2 separate regions of the Homo sapiens genome follow, and region 1 is linked to region 2. A link is an interaction called in ENCODE POLR2A ChIA-PET data of the cell type or tissue named here. Cell type or tissue: GM12878. All regions are shown on one strand. Links, peaks and the distances in the headings refer to the core of each region. The heading gives the core; the rest is flanking DNA.

Region 1 (2,920 bases), core at 321-2,820, 48 kb after region 2:
CTGGTCTCGAACTCCCGACCTCAGGCGATCCGCCCACCTCGGCCTCCCAAAGTGTTGGGATTACAGGTGTGAGCCACCGCATCGGCGTTTTTTTTTTGAGATGGAGTTTCGTTCTTGTTGCCCAGGCTGGATTGCAATGGCAGCGATCTTGGCTCACTGCGACCTCTGCCTCCCAGGTTTAAGTAATTCTCTTGCCTCAGCTTCCTGAGTAGCTAAGATTACAGGCATGTGCCACCATGTCCGGCTAATTTTTGTATTTTTAGTAGAGACAGGGTCTCACCATGTTGGCCAGGCTGGTCTTGAACTCCTAACTTCAGGTGATCCATCAGCCTCGGCCTCCCAAAGTGCTGGGATTACATGCATGAGCCACTGTGCCCGGCCTATTTCAGCCTTTTATTATGTCTAATTATTCTGGTTTATAAACAATGACCTAATTAGTAAAACTTGAGCCTGTACATAGTGCTCATTTTGCTTTACATTAGCTTATGTGAAGCTGGGACAGAATAAGACATTGAGATATTTTCAGATATTATTCTGGTGCAATAATTCAATCATGTAGTCTAGATAGCCATTTTCATGGGTACTTTCAGTGCCCATGACATATAATAAGGGTATATCTTGTGCCAGGCACATTGCCTTGGATTTAGACTATTAACAGTCTCTTGGCTCTCAGGTTTTATAGTTACCATTCTAGACTGAGCGCATCCATAGGCAACTAAAACTGTATGGTACTGTAAGGAGACTAGTCAGTCAGTCTCCTTAAATCTATTCTCACCTCAGTCCATTCTGAATAGAGTTACCAGAGTGAAATTCTCTTAGTAGTGTTCTTATGTTATTTTCATAAAGCGTACAGTGGCCTAGATGGCTTTAGACTTCAGGATTCTTTACCATCTAGCCCCTTTTACTCTACCAACTTATTTTGTTACTTGTTGACATAATCTGTAGCCAGGAAAGCCTGCATACAGTTTGTTATCCCTCTGTCTTTGCTCATGCGTTTTCTGCATCTGGAATCATCTTCCTCTCTTCTCTCTGCTGGTTCATGTCCCTATTTTCTTTCAAAACTCTCTTTGAAATTTACATTTTTCAGGAAGCCTTTCTCTTTGGCTTGCTGGACATCTGACCGGCATGTTATCTTTTCATATTTGTTCAAAATGTCATTTTCAACATTTACTCAACTAATTAATATCAAGGACTTGCCATCAATTCTCTTTTTCCCTGCATTGGGTTAGAAACCTAATTTAACTTCAACACTGACATATTGGTATTTTAGAGTGGGAAATTGAGACTTTGATAGGAAGGTGTTTGTTGCTGCTGCAGGTAATGTGCCTGAACCCAACTGACATTACACCCAGAATTATAGAGGGCCAAGTATAGTACTGTGTAAAAATGACAGAATAACCTCTTAAAAAAGAAAAAATAAAAAAGAATAGCAAATAGAAACACCATTCTCTCAAACTTTGATTTGTAGAAGCAGATGTTTTGTAAAAAAAAATTTTTTTCCCCTTAGACTCATTGATATTTATCTTCTTCTATGGGATATAGCCCATTACTATTTGTTTTGCTATTAAGATTGTTTGGGAAACCCTTCTAAAGAATCAGACAACAGCGTTACTGGGAGCTGAGGTAAGGAGAACTAACAGCTCACCGAGGCTGGTGGAGGAGGATGGGCAGGGCTGAGCGGCTGAGCACTGGCACAGGTGTCCGTCCTAATGTGCCAGGCAGACTCTTGATGAAGCCAGCTTTTTCTGCATGTGCAGAGGTTATTTCTGCTTTTAGAATCTGAGCACTAGATTATAAAATAATTCAGATCTTGTTTGTTTTCTAAATAATCTAGTGTGAAAATCCTGAGAATTTGTGTCTTCCTGTGAGGCTTAGGTGGAAGTCTGACTTAGTATCTGGAACATGAGGTATTTAAGGGCTAATATAAATGTAAAATATTGAATTGATGATCTTTACTTAGTATAACCAACCATGTGTGAAACACCAAACTGGAAAAATTTTACCTTTCTCCTCCAAAATAAAACTTTTTTTTAGAGTAACAAATCAAAGATTTTAAAGGCTGATAGATGATAAAATACCTGAATTCACGGGTGACTGTCTCAAACCAGTCTGGAAAATATTACTTGTTATAATAGCAGTACATCAAGGGACTTGGCAGTTCCTCCTCAAAAAATAGAAAATGAATGTATGATAAGAGCTTAACATCAGACAGGAAGAGGCTTGGTTATACTCATGAAGAGAGAAATTAAGATGAATATGAGGATGAAGAAACAGCAAAGCCTCTAAGGACAAAAGAAGGGTCCAGAAACTACAGTTAGATGATGTGATGGAGCCGAATTATAGAAAAAGACAGTGGAAAGGACAAAGTGGAAAAAATAACCAAGGGATGAGGACAGAGAATGTTCCGACTCCCGTCTGGGGCTACTCCGCTAGCCTTTAGTGTCCTTGCTTTCCTGTGGTGCTGTGATTCTTCAGCCTAGGTCTTGGCCTGTCACTTTGTGGTACTTTGCTCCTGATACAGCTTCCTGATATCATTAACTTCCAGGGCCCCAGCAGGGGGAAGTGTGCGGACAGATGCAATGACTTAAATTAGCACAGACTAGGATCCTGCAGTGAATGAACAGCGATGCTGTTGCTGCATCTTTCTCTGCTACCTGGCCGCCCTTTCTTTTTTCCTTACCTGGTAGAGTAACAAAATCCCCAAAGGGGTCTCCTGCATACTGTGGGATTGGAAGAGAAGTGGAAATAGTTGCTCAGAGCAAGCCTTGAAAATCCCCTGTCACAAAGGAATTACCTGGAACAGTTACCCCAGAGTTACCCGTTTTAGTTTGTGTGTTGTAGGGTATAAACTCTCACACCATAATATGACTGCTTAATGATAAGTCAGCCCTGTCCCTGTTAGGAGACTTTGCTGAGAACT
Region 2 (2,920 bases), core at 144-2,643:
TGAGACAGTGTCTCACTCTGTCACCGACACTGGTGTGCAGTGATCATAGCTCACTTGCAGCCTCGACCTCCCAGGATCAAGCTGTCCTTCCACCTCAGCCTCCCAAGTACTATACTCCCTGGGACTATAGGCGCACACCTTCACACCCCGCTAAATTGTTTTGTATTTTTGTAGAGAAAGGGTCTCACTGTGTTTCTCAGGCTAGTCTTGAATTTTTGGGCTCAAGCGATCCACCCACTTCAGCCTCCCAAAGTGCTGGGATTATAGGCATGAGCCACCGTGCCCAGCCTAAGTATGTTGATGAATTCATCTTATTCAGATGATCTTAACTTCCCATTAATTTTTGCTATGTACATTCTTATGCCACCCTTCCTCCAGACAGGCTGACTGCTTTGGTTTTCCATGAATATATCTTTCACTTTTCTTGCCTTTGATAATGGTTTCCTATTATAATTTATAATTCATCACATGAAATAGTAGGTACTATATCATTTCTAGAATGTCATAATTTCTCTTTCCTGCCAATCCAGATTCTTTCCATTTTTTAAGGTCTCTCCTAAACGTTGGCTTGGTGACACTTTCCCTCATTACTTCTGTACTTATCAGTGTCTCATTTTTCTGAACCAATTACCCTTGGCTTAGCACTTGATGCCATTAATCTGTCAGGTACACTTAGCTGCTGTTTCCTGTATATTCATTTTGTGTCTTCAGCTCAAATGAAAACAGTCCTCAATCCAGCCTTGTTTCAGAACATGCAGTAAATATATAGTGACTATTAAATCTATTAGATCCAACATTCTAGAATAATTTTTCAGGTCTACAGCCTCTTATCAAAAGACTGGCCTATGAGGGTGGGCAGAGGGTTTGGGAATAAGAAGTTCCTGCTGCATTGGACAAGGTCCTTTCGCCTCTGGGCCATGTTGTCAGCGAAGTACTTAAGCACAGGGGCTCCGAAGGTGAGGGGCTGGGAGTAGACCATCAGACCATCCCTGACACAGACAGGAAAGTGTCCCCATTCAAATCTCATTCTTGCTGTGACAGGCTTTGCCTTTAACTAGTTTCTCAAACTTCTTGTACTTTTACACAACATTTGCCCTACTGAGAAACTGGCTTTGCGTGAAACTTCCCATGGCTTGAAGCAAGTCCCCATGACGGTGTTTGCATACCACTGGGGTTTTGTTCCTCCCACACATGCCAATAAAGATGAAGTGGCACTAAGATGACGTGATATGAAGGACATCACTGCAGCCTGCAAAGCAGAGAATGTTTGAACTATGTCAAAGAGTCATACCAGGGTTTCACAATTACAGAAAAGGCCAAGAAAGACTAGTCAAGAATGCAAGGTGAATAACGTTGTCTCTGCTCCAGTTCTCACGGGTGCTGTAGCCCCCACTGAACGCCCATTTCTCTGCACTCCTGTAGTACATATCATCTGGACTACACAATTCAGTCCTGCATTATACAGTGTCCTTCAAAAATTGCTTTGTGTGTTGTGTTCTCCCAGCTAGTTGTAAGTTCCTGAGAATACAGACCACATCTTATACTTCCTTGCTATTGTATATAGAGCCTTGCAATACCATTTAACTCAGTGTTGGGCACAATAAAATTCTCAACAGTAAATGTTGATGGATTTGGTTTTGGAAATGTAAATTTATAAAAAGTGGCCCTGCAAAGGAGAATGAGAAGACTCACTTCCTTTTGAGGGCTGTGGGCCTGGGAGTCCCATCGTCATTTGCAGTGTTGCCAGCAGCAGCAGCCTTCTTTCACAGGACAGGGAGTCAGTACAGCACCAGTAAGACACGTGGTTTCATTGCTTTCCCACTCAGAAGAAGACCACTCAGCACAGTGCCGGAGACCCTGCCCTGATTCCCCTTTCTCCTCCCAACCACAAAGGCCATGCAGGTAGAACTTGAGGGGCATCAGAGATTATCTGACTGAACTCCCTTGTTTTGTAGATGAGGAAACAAGGCAAGAGCAGCTGAGGGTGGTGGAAAGCATATGCATGGGCTTTGGAGTTAGGCAGTACTGGACTCTAATCCCAGTGCTGTTACCCTTTAGCTGTGCGATTGTGGGAGAGTCTGTTAACATCTCAGAGCCTTGATTTCCTCATCTTTAAAGTGTAACAATGGCGACCCACAGGAAATGTTGTAAAAACTCAGGGAAATAATATATGCAAACACAGTGCTTGGCAATAATAGATGCTCAATACCTGTTGGGCTCTCTATTTTCCTTCTCTTGAGTCTCCTGCCCAAAGTCATAAAACAATTTAGTGCTAGCCTCTCCTGTTTTTCAAGCTGTTTTCTTTCAATCAGGTACTAAAGCTAACCTCCTACCCACTAGAAAATTAGGATCAACCATTAACACATTTTTTAATGCTGAAATTTATAACAAAATTTTTAATGCTCACCAGACGTGGTGGCTCATGCCTGTAATCCCAGCACTTTGGGAGGCCAAGGCAGACAGATCACCTGAGGTCGGGAGTTCGAGACCAGCCTGACCAACATGGAGAAACCCTGTCTCTACTACAAATACAAAATTAGCCGGGCGTGGTGGTGCATGCCTGTAATCCCAGCTACTTGGGAGCCTGAGGCAGGAGAATTGCTTGAACTCAGGGGGCAGAAGTTGTGGTGAGCCGAGATCACGCCATTGCACTCCAGCCTGGGCAACAAGAGTGAAACTCCATGTCAAAAAAAAAGAAAATCCCAAGATTTGGACATATTTATTTGGAGCACTTTTATATACCTTGAGATAAAAGAACTTAAAAGATAGAAATACTAAATTTCAGTGTCAGATTCAAAGGTATTGAGGTTTTATCCATTTCCAACTACAGTGTTTGAACTTTTGGTACTCCTAAAATAGTACTCATGGCCTTTTACCCCTTACAAAAATAAAAAAAATTCTGGCTTTGGTATATTTACGT

Evidence for each region. ChIA-PET counts read pairs that join two places held together with the same protein. Peaks named below come from ENCODE experiments on the same cell type or tissue, not always from the same donor. Only the 100,000 strongest peaks of a DNase experiment are listed, where the experiment ranks them.
Region 1: POLR2A ChIA-PET joins it to region 2 with 17 read pairs; 11 of 35 experiments call an interaction of 5 or more read pairs at or near these places.

The regions. Positions count from the first base shown.
Region 1 is chr12:12,533,924-12,536,843 of GRCh38, reverse strand. The region is part of intron 1 of DUSP16 (dual specificity phosphatase 16); the gene reads left to right. Among named protein-coding and RNA genes, the nearest start is that of DUSP16, 27 kb to the left of the region's middle. RefSeq lists enhancers at 1,146-1,647, 1,829-2,794. In GM12878, for the core only: no CTCF peak of the experiment used is centred there; no DNase peak of the experiment used is centred there.
Region 2 is chr12:12,581,382-12,584,301 of GRCh38, reverse strand. All of the region lies in intron 1 of LOC107984486 (a long non-coding RNA gene), which reads left to right. Among named protein-coding and RNA genes, the nearest start is that of DUSP16, 20 kb to the right of the region's middle. RefSeq lists an enhancer at 800-859. In GM12878, for the core only: no CTCF peak of the experiment used is centred there; DNase peaks (open chromatin) are centred at 1,221 and 1,811; H3K4me3 peaks cover 614 bases; H3K27ac peaks cover 2,499 bases.